Linked DNA regions of Homo sapiens: region 2 is linked to region 1. A link is an interaction called in ENCODE POLR2A ChIA-PET data of the cell type or tissue named here. Cell type or tissue: OCI-LY7. All regions are shown on one strand. Each heading gives the region's core, and the rest is flanking DNA. Links, peaks and the distances in the headings are about the cores only.

The links. Peaks named below come from ENCODE experiments on the same cell type or tissue, not always from the same donor. Only the 100,000 strongest peaks of a DNase experiment are listed, where the experiment ranks them.
Region 2: POLR2A ChIA-PET joins it to region 1 with 5 read pairs; 1 of 35 experiments calls an interaction of 5 or more read pairs at or near these places.

What each region holds. Positions count from the first base shown.
Region 1 is chr3:182,345,566-182,353,255 of GRCh38, reverse strand. No RefSeq gene overlaps it. Among named protein-coding and RNA genes, the nearest start is that of LINC01994, 140 kb to the left of the region's middle. In OCI-LY7, for the core only: no CTCF peak of the experiment used is centred there; DNase peaks (open chromatin) are centred at 3,045 and 3,965; H3K4me3 peaks cover 2,368 bases; H3K27ac peaks cover 4,515 bases.
Region 2 is chr3:181,929,115-181,936,804 of GRCh38, reverse strand. No RefSeq gene overlaps it. Among named protein-coding and RNA genes, the nearest start is that of LINC01206, 19 kb to the left of the region's middle. In OCI-LY7, for the core only: no CTCF peak of the experiment used is centred there; a DNase peak (open chromatin) is centred at 4,554; H3K4me3 peaks cover 1,228 bases; H3K27ac peaks cover 1,805 bases.

The DNA.
Region 1 (7,690 bases), core at 842-5,841:
TCAAGATCAGCCTGGATGACATAGTGAGATTCTGTCTCTACAAAAAAAAATTTCTTAAAAATTAACTGGGTGTAGTGGCTCACACCTGTAGTCCTAACTACTAAGGAGGCTTAGGTGGAAGAATCACTTGAGCCTAGGAGTTCGAGGTTACAGTAAGCTATGATTGCACCACTGCACTCCAGCCTGGCTCTGGGTAGACAGAGTGAGACCCTCACCAGTCACTAGAATCTGGTTTGAGCCACTGCACCTGGCTATGTTTCTTTTTGACTAAAATGTTTGCTTTTGTCTCTATCCCATTTTTCTATAGGATTTTGTGCCTTTGACTTCTCAGTTTTTAGAAGCATTTTATATATTTAATTACTAACTCTTTGTGACACAAGTTGCAACTATTTTATTCAGTTTGCTGTTAGACTTTTTACTTTGCTTATCATGTTTATTTTGTATTCAATTTTTTAAAATTATGTATTATTAAATGTATCACTTTTTCCCTTTTTTCTTCTAGTCAAATCACAGTTTGGAAAGTAGCCTTCTTCCCAAATTAAAGAGAAGTTATCCTATGTTTTTTCAAATCTTATTTCTAGGACTTGTGGTTTCATTAGGGTTTAACATTTAATTCTGCTACATTTGAATTTACTTTTGAATGTGGTATGAAGAATGGATCCAATGCTATCTTTTTCCATGTGGCTGTCTACTTATCCCAATACTTATTAGAAAGTACATCTTTTTCCCATTGATCTGATATGCTGCCTTTTTCATGTACATTTCCGAATGCATTGGATTTATTTCTGGATTTTCTGCTCTATTCACTGGTCAGTCTATTCCTACCATAGTGGTTTACTTATAGAAGCTTTAACTATATTTTAATATTTAATAAGGACAGACTACTCTTCCCCTATCTCCGACCCCATTGTTCTTCTTTTTCAGGACAATAGCCTAGAGGCTATTGTTCTTCCAAATAATATTTATAATCATTTTGTTCAGCTCCTGAAAAAAAGCATGATGGTATTTTATTGAGATCACATTGCATTTAAATATTGTACTGAACGACAATTGACATCTTCAGAATATTCAGCTTTATAATCTAAAAGCACAGTATGTCTTTCCATTTGTTCGTCTCTATTTTTTTTTATTTTTTGGCGATGTTTTGTAGTTTTTCTCACATGAATTTGAGACATTTTCTAGTCAAGTTTACTTCTGGGTATTATTTTTCTTTTTGGTCATCCTATAAGATGTCTTTTATTACATATTTTAGCTGTTGTGTTTGTACCAATGAAGGCTATTGATTTTTGCATGATGAATTTGTAAACTGCTACTGTACTAAATTCCGCCATTGTTCCAAACAGCTTTCTCATTTGTTCTTCTGCATTTTTCATGCATACAGTTGTACCATTTCTCTTTCTTTCTTTTCTTTCTTCCTTTCTCAGTAATTAGGATGTTTAGATTTTCTGTTTCTATTAGGGTAAGTTGTATTTTTCTAGAAAATAACCTATTTTATCTAGCTTTTCAAAGTTATTTGTATTAAATTGTGCAAAGTAGTCCCATTTTTAAAAAAGTTTCCTTCATTTTGGTAACTATTTCCCACTTATTAATTTTGCAGATTCATACTGCCTCAACTTTTTTCCTTTTTGATACTTTTTCCACTGAAGTATAATACACTAAAAGAGAATAAATCATTAAGTATACATATCAGTGAATTTTCACAAAGTGAACATACCTGTGTAACCCCTAACATATCAAGAAATAGAGCATCCAATGGAAATAGAACATCAAGAAACCCTACTCTGTTCCCTCACAGTCACTATGGCTTCTGTACTCCCCAGAGGGTACCACTATCTGACCTTCAAAACTACAGATTTATTTCACCTGTGTGCCAACTCTATATAAGTGAAATTATAGTTTTGCTTCTCTTTTGTGTCTACTTTCTTTCACTTAACCTTACACTTGTAAGATTCTTCCATATTGCAGCATGTAAGAAGTTTATTCATTTTCATTGCTGAATGAAATTCCATTTATTAATATACCAAAATTTAATATCTGATCTGTTGATTAACATATAGATTGTTTCCAGTTAGTGACAATTAGGAATAATCCTACTATGAACATTCTTATACATATTTTCTGGTACATATATACACATTTCTGTGTGGCATATACCCATAAGATGATTTGCTGGGCAATGTATCATGTCATGTGTTCAGCTTTGGTAAATACTTCCAAATTGTTTTTCAAAGTGATGGTTCCAATTTATGGTCCCCCAAACAGTGTATCAGAGTTTCTATTGCTCCACATAAACTTAGTATTATCAATCTTCTTAAATTTAATTATTGTAGTTTTAGATTTGCACTTTCCTGATGATGAATGAGCATTTTTTAATGTTTTATTATCTGTTTAGAGTTTATCTTTTGTGAAATGTCTGTTCAAGTCCTTTGCCCATGTTTTTATTGGATTGTCTGTCTTATTAAAAGGAAAGGAATTCTTTACATGTTCTTTATATTAAAGAAATTTTTTACATGTTCTGACCCTTTGTCAAATGTAAGTATTGCAAATACGGACTCCTGCTCTGTATCTTGCCTTTTAACTCTCTAAATGAATCTTTTGATGAGCAGGAGTTCTTAATTTTTATATAATCCAATTTATAATTTTTTCCTTTATGGTTATTGCTTTTATTTTCCTGTTTGATCAATCTTTGCCTATGACAAGATCATGAGGTGTTCTCGTATGTCATATTCTAAATTTCCCTTTCAGATCTGCTAAACATCTAGAGTTCATTCTTTACATGACACATGTGGGAATCAAGATTAATTCTTTTCTGTATGGGTAGTTAATTGATCCACCATTATGTGTTGACAATTCTCTTTTACCAACAATTCTGCAATGCCACCTCTGTCATAAATCATGTGTGTATGTCAGAATCTATTTCAGTACTGCCTCTTCTGCTTCACTGGTCCATTTGCCTAAGCTTACACCAGTGCCACCTTGTCTTAATTAATAAAGCACGGTATTCAGTAGTGTAGAGTCTCCAAATGTATTCTTCAAAACTATTTTTTCTATTCTTGGTTCTTTGCAATTTTTTTCTTCTTTTTTTTAGGAACAGGGTCTTGTTGTGCCACACAGGCTAGAGGGTAGTTGTGCAATCATAGCTCACTGCAGCCACAAACACCTGGGCTCAGGCAATCCTTCTGCCTTGGCCTCCCAAAGTGCTGGGATTACAGTCATGAGTCACTGTGCCTGGCCCTGTTGATTGCATTTCAAAAATTAATTTTAAAAGCTTGTCAATTTCCCTCAATCCCCCAAAAAATCTTTGCTGGGATTTTTATTGTAGTTGCATTGGATCTAGCAATTGATTTGGGGAAGAACTAATATGTTTACAATACCTAGTGTTCTAAGAATCCATAAATAAAGGCACACACCTACAGCCATCTGATCTTTGACAAAGTTGAAAAAAATAAACAATGGGGAAAAGACTCCTTATTCAATAAATGGTGCTGGGATAGCTGGCTAGCCATATGCAGAAGAATGAAACTGGGCCCCTACATTTCAAGATATACAAAAATTAACTCAAGATGGATTAAAGATTTAAATGTAACTGGTAGACTTCTGGAAGAGAGCTTAGAAAACACCATTCTGGGCACGAGCCTTGGAAAAGAATATATGATTAAGTCCTCAAAAGCAATTGCACAAAACCCAGATTGACAAGTGGGACCAAATTAAACTAAAGAGCTTCTGCACAGCAAAATAAACTACCAACAGGAAACCTACAGAATGGGAGAGAATGTTTGCAAACTATGCATCTGACAAAGGTTTAATATCCAGAATCTATAAGGAACTTGAACAATTCAACAAGCAAAAAACACATAACCCCATTAAAAAATAGGCAAAGGACATGAACAGATACTTCTCAAAATAAGCCATACAAACGGCCAACAAACATGAAAAAATGCTCCACATCACTAATCATCCGAGAAATTTAAATCCAAACCACAATGAGATGCCATCTCATACCAATCAGCATGGCTACTATTAAAAAGTTAAAAAACAACAGAGGCTGGCAAGGCTATGGAGAAAAGGGGACACTTATGCACTGTTAGTGGGAATGTAAATTAGCTCAGCTATTGTGAAAAGCAGCTTACACATTTCTTAAAGAATTTAAAATGAAACTACTTTTCAACCCAGCAATCCCATTACTGGGTATATATCCAAAAGAAAATAAATTGTTCTACCAAAAAGACAGGCACTTGCATGTTCATCACAGCACTACTCACAGTAGCAAAGACATGGAATCAACCTAGGTGCCTATCAATCATGGATTAGATAAAGAAAATGTGGTACATATACACCATGGAATGCTACACAGCTGTAAAAAAAAACCCAAACCTGTTCCTTTGCAGCAACATGGATTTAGCTGGAGGCCATCATCCTAAGTGAATTAATGCAGGAACAGAAAACCAAACACTGCATGTTCGCACTTACAAATGGAAGCTAAACACTGGGTACGCCTGGTCATAAAAGATTGTGGCTACAGAAACTGGGGACTACCAGAGTGGGGAGGAAAGCAGGGGAGGAAGGATTGAGAAACTGCCTATTGGGTACTATGCTCAGTACCTGAGAGAAGGCATCCATCATACCCTTAGTGCCAGCATCACACAACATACCTAGGTAACAAACCTCTGTATGTACCACTTAAATCTAAAAGAAAAGTTGAAATTATTTTTTAAAAAATAAAAAATAGAGTTCTCTGAAGTTTTGTGCGTATTAGATTTTACTAGATTTATTCCAAGGTATTTAAAGTTTTTGTAAATGCTATTTTAAAATTTAGTTCTCTAATAGTTCTATTTACATATAAAATACAGTTAATTTTTGTAAATTGGGTATTGAGATCTTGCTAAATGCACTTATTAAATATAATAATTTATCTCTAAATTATTTTGTTTTTTTTCATGCACAATCATTCACTTGCCAATAAGGACAGTGCTCTATTGCTCTGTCTAGGACCTCCAGTATGATATTGAATAGAAGTTGAGATAACAAGCATCTTTGCTTTATTTTTGATCTTAGAGGAAAGTTTTTATACTTCAATGTTAAGTATTCAGTTCAGAGTAGTATGGTTTTTTGTTTTATGACACCCTATATCAGATTAAGGAGGTTTCCTCTTATTCCTAGATTTTTTTAAATAAACAGATCATGAATTTTATTAAATTCTTTTTCTGTAGCTATGAAGTGATAATATAATTTTTCTTCTAATTTTTAGTGTAATGAATTACTTCAGTTGATTTACTTAAACTGAGGTAAAATTTATATATATTAAAATGCACAGATTTTCAGTGTACAGCTAGATAAGTTTTCAGATCTGGGCAAACATCATTCAGATCAAGATTTAGACTATTTTACACACCAGAAAGTTTATTTGTGCCCACTTGCAGTCAATATTCAAAGGTAACCAGTATTCTAATTTTTTTTTTTTTTTTTTTTTTTAGATGGAGTCTTGCTTTGTCATCCAGGCTGGAGTGTAATGATGGAATCTCGGCTCACTGCAACCTCTGCCTCCCAGGTTCAAGCGATTACCAGGCCTCAGCCTCCTGAGTAGCTGGGGTTACAGGTGTGTGCCATGCCTGGCTAATTTTTTTGTATTTTTTGTAGAGATGGGGTTTCACCATGTTGGCCAGGCTGGTCTTGAATTCCTGACCGCAAGTGATCTGCCCACCTTGGCCTCCCAAAATGCAGGCATTACAGGTGTGAGCCACTGTGCCTGGTCTTTATTCTAACCTTTATTACAATGGATTTTTTGCTTGCTAACTTTATATAAATAAAATCGTACGGTATATACTTTTGGAGTCCGGTTTTCTCCTCAATATAATATTCTTGACCCAAGTGTTATTTAATAACATGTATTTTAATTTCTAGGTGAAAGGTCCTTTTTGGTTTTTGATTATGTTGTTAATTTTTGCATTTTAGTCAAAAAATATTATGTATATTATTTCTTCTTCTTTTTTTTTTTAAACAACCAAGTAATCAAGTTTTATTTAGTATCAGCAGCATGTTTACCATTTTCCAGTGCTTCTCATTCCTTCTTGCATTACCATACTTCCATCTGAAATAATTTTTATTTTGCCAAAAGAACTTAATTTGGTATTTCTTTTAGTTTGGACTTACTATGAATTCTCTTATGTTTTGTTTGTCTGAAATCATTTTTATTTTACCTTCTTTCTAGAAGATTATTTGCACCAGTAATAAAATTCCATGTTGGCAGTCATTTTCCTTCCAGCTTTGACTTTTATTGTTTTTCTTAAAAACTCAGCTTTCAGTCTTTTTGGTAGCTTCTCTAAAAATAATATCTTCTTTTCTCTGGCCACCTTTAAGATTTCTCTTGGTCTTTGGTTGCCCAGCTATAGTTCTGTTTGTATTTATCCTATATGGGTTCATAAACTTTTTTGAATCTGTGGGTAAATTCTTACCTAGTTATATCTACAATATTGCTTTTTCTTTTTTTAAAAATTATACTTTAAGTTCCAGGGTACACGTACATAATGTGCAGGTTTGTTACATATGTATACATGTGCCATGTTGGTGTGCTGCACCCATTAACTCGTCATTTACATTAGGTATATCTCTTAATGCTATCCCTCCCCCCTCCCCTAACCCCATGACAGGCCACAGTGTGTGTTGTTCCCCATCTGTGTCCAAGTGTTCTCATTGTTTAGTTCCAACCTATGAGTGAGAACATGCGGTGTTTGGTTTTCCGTCCTTGTGATAGTTTGCTGAGAATGATGGTTTCCAGCTTCATTCATGTCCCTACAAAGAATATGAACTCATCCCTTCTTATGGATGCATAGTATTCCATGGTGTTTACGTGCCACATTTTCTTAATCCAGTCTATCACTGATGGACATTCGGGTTGGTTCCAAGTCTTTGCTATTGTGAATAGTGCCGCAATAAACATACGTGTGCATGTGTCTTTATAGTAGCATGATTTATAATCCTTTGGGTATATACCCAGTATGGGATGGCTGGGTCAAATGGTATTTCTAGTTCTAGATCCTTGAGGAATCGCCACACTGTCTTCCACAATGGTTGAACTAGTTTACAGTCCCACCAACAGTGTGAAAGTGTTCCTATTTCTCCACATCCTCTCCAGCACCTGTTGTTTCCTAGCTTTTTAATGATCACCATTCTAACTGGTGTGAGATGGTATCTCATTGTGGTTTTGATTTTCATTTCTCTGATGACTAGTGATGATGAGCATTTTTTCATTTGTCTGTTGGCTGCATAGATGTCTTCTTTTGAGAAGTGTCTGTTCACATCCTTCACCCACTTTTTGATGGGGTTGTTTGATTTTTTCTTGTAAATTTGTTTAAGTTCTTTGTAGATTCTGGATATTAGCCCTTTGTCAGATGGGTAGATTGTAAAAATTTTCTCCCACTCTGTAGGTTGCCTGTTCACTCTGATGGTAGTTTCTTTTGCTGTGCAGAAGCTCTTTAGTTTAATTAGATCCCATTTGTCTATTTTGGCTTTTGTTGCCATTGCTTTTGGTGTTTTAGTCATGAAGTCCTTTCCCATGTCTATGCCCTGAATGGTATTGCCTAGGTTTTCTTCTGGGGTTTTCATGGTTTTAGGTCTAACATTTATGTCTTTAATCCACCTTGAATTAATTTTTGTATGAGGTGTAAGGAAGGGATCCAGTTTCAGCTTTCTA
Region 2 (7,690 bases), core at 1,711-6,710, 420 kb after region 1:
TTTAAAGATAGATGGGATAATTATAAGAGATTAGGAATGTGTGAGTGAAGAAATAGTTTTTTTAAACACCTTTTGCCATATTTTGATTTTTTTCATAGATAGATATTATTATTATTATTATTATTATTATTGAGATGGAGTTTTGCTCTTGTTGCCCTGGCTGGAGTGCAATGGCATGATCTTGGCTCACTCGGCTTCCTGGGTTCAAGCGATTCTCCTGCCTCACCCTCCCTAGTAGCTGGGATTACAGGCATGCGCCACCATGCCTAGCTAATTTTGTATTTTTAGTAAAGACAGGGTTTCACCGTGTTGGTCAGGTTGGTCTCAAACTCCTGACCTCAGGTGATCTGCCCACCTCGACCTCCCAAAGTGCTGGGATTACAGGCGTGAGCCACTGCACCCGGCAATAGATACAATTTTTAAGAGATAAGCCAATTTTTAAAAGGCATACAACAGGTAAACTATTATTGAAAAAAAGGTGGTATATCACTCCTTATCAAATGAGTGTTACAGGCAGTAAGTATCATAGAACTTCAATGGAGAGACAGATTACTAGGTGAGCTACTAAATAATTACTATAATAATAATAATACCGCTTATGAAACCATAGCATGACCATATTAGATATATTTCTATTTATTGCTATTACCCTTATCGTATATACTCAAATTATTCCTATGTCTGCCAGCAGAGGCCTCTTCAAGTTGGCTCCTAAGTCCTGACAGAACCTCAGTAATCTCTGATAGCTGCCTTGTTTTCTAATATGACAAGATGTTCCAGGGTCATCTTGTACATTTCCTACTTTAGACCTGGAGTAGGACATTTCTCTCCAAAGAGCTCTGGTCTTCCATTTTACTGGGAAATTATATTTAGATACCATGGTATGAGCATGAGTGGTGCTTATTGCTACTGGGTTGATCATTTTTTTCTAGTGAACAGTGAACAGATAAAAGATATGTATATGTAACATATATGTGATACAGATATATAATGATAAAATACAAGTTTATGTTGATACTGTCAATACAGATTCAAGGTTTTTCTCAACTTCATTGATCTTGCATATTTGTCTTTTTTTAACTGAATATTCCAGTTGATACCAACATAATTATACAATAGTCTCAGAGTAGCAATACCAATACTACTACTGCTAATATAATTATTGAAAACAGTTATAATTATTGAAAATAATTCTCCTTAGAATATATGCCACTAAGAACACATAGACAAATAACTGTGTTGTAAAAGCCATTCGGAACGGTTTTCCTCTGTGAGATAATGCCATTCACTGGCTACACAGTGAGGTTCATTTGTTTCATTTTATTTTGCTTTTTAGGGATTGTATTTTAAAAATTAATTTTGTTTAGTAATTAAGTAGAATGTTAACTTGGTTCCAAAATCAAATCTATAAAGCAATATATATTTTAAAATTTCTGGCTATTGCCTCCCTTGCCTTAAATTTATCTTATGAATTGTATTTTTCTTGTTTTTATTTTTATTTTTAACCTCCCTCTCAGATGAGTTTTTGCTTGTTTTAATTTTAATATAATCAAACGGATATTATTAGGGTGATATGGTTTGGATTTGTGTCTCTGCCCAAATCTTATGTTGACTTGTAATCCCCAATTTTGGAAGAGGTGGAGGATGATTGGATCATGGGGGCAGATTTCCCCCTTGCTGTTCTCATGATATGAGTGAGTTCTCATGACATACGATTGTTTAAAAGTGTGTAGCACCTCCCCCTTCTCTCTCTTCATCCAGCTCTGGCCACATAAGACATGTCTACTTCCCCCTCCACCATTATTGTAAGTTTCCTGAGGCCTCCCCAGCCATACTTCCTGTACTGCCTACAGAATCATGAGCCAATTAAACCTCTTCTTTATAAATTACCCAGTCTGAAGTAGTTCTTTATAGCAGTGCGAGAAAGAACTAATATATAGGAAAATGGAAGCATTTAACTTAACAATATAACCTGGATATATTGATCATACCATAGTAGGAGGTAAAGATATCTTTCATTTATTTCCATAGCATCTTTCATAACTTTTTGTTTTCTCTTTAGTTAATGGTTCTCTCTTTTCATTTACCTTTTTGTTTCAGCTTGGTGTATTTTTATAGATATTTATCACCAATATATCTTCACACACTCTCCTATTGTCTCAATCTTTTCCAGTGTATTTAAGCACATCATGGATGCTATCAAGTTCATCTTAATTTCATTCTCTTAGAGCCTGCTGCCCGCTACAATCTGGATGGATAATTCCTGTGGCCTGCTGCACAGCTGTCATCCACCCTTTACAATCCCCCTTCACCATCATCCTTGGAACTTCCTCCTTTTCATTGAGTAAAATGTCCTGCTTACTGATTCCTTTGTCACTTTACTTCTTACTTTACTCTCTGATTCTGATAAAGCACAGCTAACTTCTTTAGCTTGATACTGTGATGAGGTTCATAACTCTTATTCACATTGCTTCATCTACCATCAACCAAAGATGGGGATATCACTGGAGCATCATTACCTGTCATTACTCATTGCGTCCCATGATGTCCTTTCATATGATTATTAAATCATGTAATGTATACAGTAGGTTTAAGAGCTTAATTAACCTTTGGCGATAACCAGATTCAATGAGGCCCTCAGTGTAGAGTATATATAAGAGGTAGATGCTTCTTAGCATATTAAAGGCTGATTCCCAGGACATTCGGGGATTAAATTTTAAGAACAAAGTTATTTTATCAGATAGAACAGATTCTGGGGTTTTTTCCTTTTTTTTTTTTTTTTGAGACAGAGTCTCACATTGTCACTCGGGCTGAAGTGCAATGGCACGATCTTGGCTCACTGCAACCTCCGCCTCCCGGGTTCAAGTGATTCTCCTGCCTCAGCCTGCTGAGTAGCCGGGATTACAGGGGCCCACCACCAGGCCTGCCTAATTTTTTTTTTGTATTTTGAGTAGAGTCGGGGTTTCACTATGTTGGCCGGGCTGGTCTTGAACTCCTGACCTCGTGATCTCCCCCCCCACCCACCCTTGGCCTAAAAAGTGGCGGGATTACAGGAGTGAGCCACCGCACCCAGACTTCCCCTCATTTTTAAAATCAGTAGGGAAGCATTAAAGGTCAATTCAGAGGTCATTAAAATTATATTTTTAAATAACAAGAAATATTAGTATCTAATTCTGTGGTTGTTTGCAAGATTATTTCTTTGAAATTTAAATGGAACTTCCTTTATACTTATTCACGCTCACACACACACAAACAAGTGCACACACAGGTGTGAGAAGCCCAATCACTCCAGGATTAGCTGTTCCTCAGAAAGCTCAGTAATGATCTGAAATCTGAAGCCCTACTTGAACTTTTCTACTAATTCAGTAATTACTGCTGTGCCTGAAATTGGCCCCTTTCCTGCAATTACTCAACATGCACTTTCAGTTAAAGAGGTTAACACCTGAATTTAGATTCTAATTAGCATGTAAGGTAGAATTTTTTGTTTAAAGCTTATTAAAATGGGGACTTTTCCCAGTGTAAGATTTCACTAGTCTATGCAGGCAAACACATGTTTTATAGATCAGCTTCTGATTATCTTAAAAGCAACAAAGGTCGGAGGGGAAACCAAGATCAACGTATCACCATTTAAGACACTAACCTCAGAATAAATCAAATTCAGTCAATAACTGAAGTTGTCAGGCTGGCCACTGTCAATACAAGGACCAGTGTTTCCAAATCCGCATTTAAATAAATGACTTCTCTCAAAAAAGATACCAATAACTCGAGATAAAAGCAAATTAATAGTGGTATCGGCTTTCAGAGCTATCTCCAGTTCCTTCCCCCAGTTTTCCTAATTACTAATATTTAAAAATCGCAATACCAAAAACTCAGAATTACATGGGGACAGAAGGTCTTCAATTTCTCAGGAAACAATTAATGTGAGTTTAACTTCAACCACAGGTGTGTCTTCAAGCTATCTATGTATCCTCTGCCACATCCCTAAGAAGCAGTCGCCCAATTATTTCTTGGGCACCTCCAGCAATGGGAAGCTTACTACCTCCTAAAGCAGCTCATTTTATTACCAGACACACCGGAAACAATGGCTCTATAATTGATGGATTATAAACACACTGAATTTAGGGGCATTCTCATCATTCAGTTGACTCACACTGTTTTCAGTACATACACTGTTTATTTCTTTCCCATCTTGCACTTATGCAATTGACTTTTTTGAATCTAAGTTCAAGAACTTAGATTTTTCTCTTTGGAATTTTCCTCTACTTCAGCTTAACTCCTATTCAGCCAATCAAGATGATTTGTGTTGACTGTGCTCTCTGGTTTCTTGTCATCTACAAATATAATAAGCATCCTATCCTTTGTTCCCGTTCAAGGATAAACTTAATATATAAGGTCTCCCAGCTTCTAACTTGACTCAGCCAACACTTCAATACAGAAATGAAACCCTTGTGACTTCCTCGTTGGCTATTCTGAGAATCATGTTATATTCACCGGCAAATCAAGAAGAAAAACTTGAAACAATACTTGTGTCTTCAAAAACAAGGGCAAAAAGATCAAGGAGTGGGAAGTGGTAAAACCACTTGTATTAGTTTGCTGGGAACTGCCATAACAAAGTACCACAGACTAGGTGGCTTAAACAACAGACATTTATTTTGTTACTATTCTGGGGGCTAGAAGAACGAGATCATGGTGTCGGTACTTGGTTTCTTCTGAAGCCTGTCTCTCCTTGGCTTGTAAATGACTGTGTTCTCCCCATGATCTTCCCCCTGTGCTTGTCTGTGTCTTAATCTCTTCTCTTCTTAAAAGGACACAAGTCATATTAAAGTAGAGCCCACCCTAATAAACTCATTTCAACTTAATTACCTCTTTAAAGGCCCTATCTCCAAACAAAGTCACATTCTGAGGTACTGGTGGCTAGGACTTTAACATGTGAATTTCGGGGGAATACAAATCAGTCAGAACATCACTTAGGAGACATTTTCTCTCTATGTTCTCAGCCATAGATTGCATATACTCCAAATATCAGTTTCTCTAAATGTTCATGTTTTATCTCACTAAATGTGTAATCTTATTTACTTAATGCACGTTTATTTTTACCTTTTTTTTTTTTTTTTTTTGAGACAGTCTTGCTCTGTCGCCCAGGCTGGAATGTAATGGCATGATCTCAGCTCACTACAACCTCCACCTCCCGGGTTCAAGCGATTTTCGTGCCTCAGGCTTCCAAGTAGCTGGGATTACAGGCATGCACCACCACACCTGGCTAATTTTTGTATTTTTACTAGAGACGGTATTTCTCAATGTTGGCCAGGCTGGTCTAAAACTCCTGGCCTCAAGTGATCACCCTGCCTAGGTCTCCCAAAATGCTGGGATTACAGTTGTGAACCACCACGCCCAGCCTATTTTCACATCTTTTTAGGGCCTTATGCCTACATTTCAGAATGTGCCTTCAAACAGGTTGAGGCCTAAATATGAACCACAGTGTTTAAGCTTTTTAAATGCTGCTGCCATTTCATAAAAATTGCCCTTTGCTGATGGGCTCATTTGCTGTAATAAATCATACTATAATATAAGCTATAGAGTGCGTAAGTATGTAAATATGCATACATTTCTAAAGTTACAGCATACTGCTTATATTCCTGCCACTATATCCAATTTCTCTTTGAAAGAATACAATATGAATGTATAAATAGCCTCAGTTACCTAGAAGCAGGTGTAATTAAGGGAATTTGGTTATTTGACCTCCAGGGAGGTCAATTACATGCCATAGACTTTGACCCAAATATTCATATCCCCCAATGTGTTTCATTACAGTGGAACCCTATTTTTGTACGAAGAAAGCTTGAGACCCACAGAAGTAAGGCTGTGGGAACATGTTAGAAAAGTGGATGTTGCCGGACATGGTGCCGGATCACGCCTGTAATCCCAGCACTTGGAAGGCTGAGGCAGGTGGATCACCTGAGGTCAGGAGTTCAGGACCATCCTGACCAACATGGCGAAACCCCATCTCTACTAAAAATACAAAATTAGCCAGGCATAGTGGCACATGCCTGTAATCCCAGCTACTTGGGAGGCTGAGGCAGGAGAATCACTTGAACCCAGGAGGCAGAAGTTGTAGTGAACCGAGATCACGTCATTGCACTCCAGCCTGGGTGATGGAGCAAGACTTCATCCAAAAAAAAAAAATAGCATAAAAGATGCCATGTTATTTCTAACAGCACCCATTTATTCTATAGAATAAGAAAACTTTTTACAGCACACTCCCTTTGTAGGTCCTGGAAAACAAGAGAATTAAAGTGAAATAAAATAAGTCCCTTTAAAAAATATTTTGCTGTTTTTCCCCAATAATAGAATAGAAATTTTATGAAAATCTTCAATTAACCTCAACCTCATACGGTAACAAGATGATTAAGGGCACAGACTATGTAGCCAAGCCACCCACATAAAACTCGGGTTCCTCTGCTTTTTAACTAAAAGGAACTAAGGGAAAGTTCCTTAAGCCTCACCAGCCTTACTCATAACAGGAGAGATAATATTAGTAACTACCACACAAGACTGTTAGGAAAATTAAACGAGATAGGCTCTTAGACAATACTTAGCATAAAGCAAGCATTGTATATATCTTAGCCATTATTATTTTTTGTTAATAGCATTAATACTCACAAAAACCTGTGGTGTGGCTTTGTTATCTCTACTTATACGAACATACACAAAAAAACAAGACTTGCCCGAGGTCGAACTGTTATTACATGACAGAATTGAGATTTTTTTCTAACTCCTGCTTTTTCTGTACCTCCTGCTATAAATGTAATCTTATGTGGAAATTGCTTGTTTCCCAGTGGCTAAGGGCACATAGCAGTGGGGAATTGGAATGTTCTTTAGAGAATTCTGTCATTATGCGGTTCTTTTCTCATACTAACGAATGTGGCAAATTCGGGCATAATCTGGGCAAACACCTGAAGTGAGGACAGATGAGGTATCAAGGGGGAAGTGAAGGCATCAGGCAGTTCCTGAAGTCCTCACATCAGTGGCACTGTGATTTTGAACCATCTGTTCGTGAACAGCAGGATGCCAGCCAGTGACAGGTTAGGTTAGGGCAACCGTCTTTCAGGGCAGAGGCCTTGTCTTCTCCAACTTTGTGACATGCCCAATAGTGCATAATAAATACTCATTAATAACTGTTTGCTAGACTGAGTTGTCTTGAACTAAATTGAATTGGCCAGACATCCTTACTGGTCTTGCTTGAGAAGCATAAAAGACCCCACCCCTGCCTACACATTCACACATGCCGAAGTAACTCATTTATTTATTTACTCATCAGATATTGAGTGCTTTCCACGGGAATACTAGACAATAAACAAAACAAGCAAGGTCCTACTATCATAGAGTTGAGTGTACGATGATGGAGGAGATGGATAATTAAGCAAGTAGTTACATACAGTCTGATGAGTGCTGGGGTAGAAGTGGGAGATGCCACTGGAACACTTGGCAGGGACACCTATATAAAATGGAAGTAGGGGGTGGGATGTCACAGGGTATGGGTCCATAGTGATGAGGCTGGAGGGCTAAGCAGGGCCTTGCAGGCCTTAGTAAGGATTTTGGGTTTTAGCAAGTGTAATAGAAGCTTTTAAATGTTTTTAAGCTTGATAGTGACATGTTCTGATTTGCATTTTGAAAAGGTCAATCAGGTCCC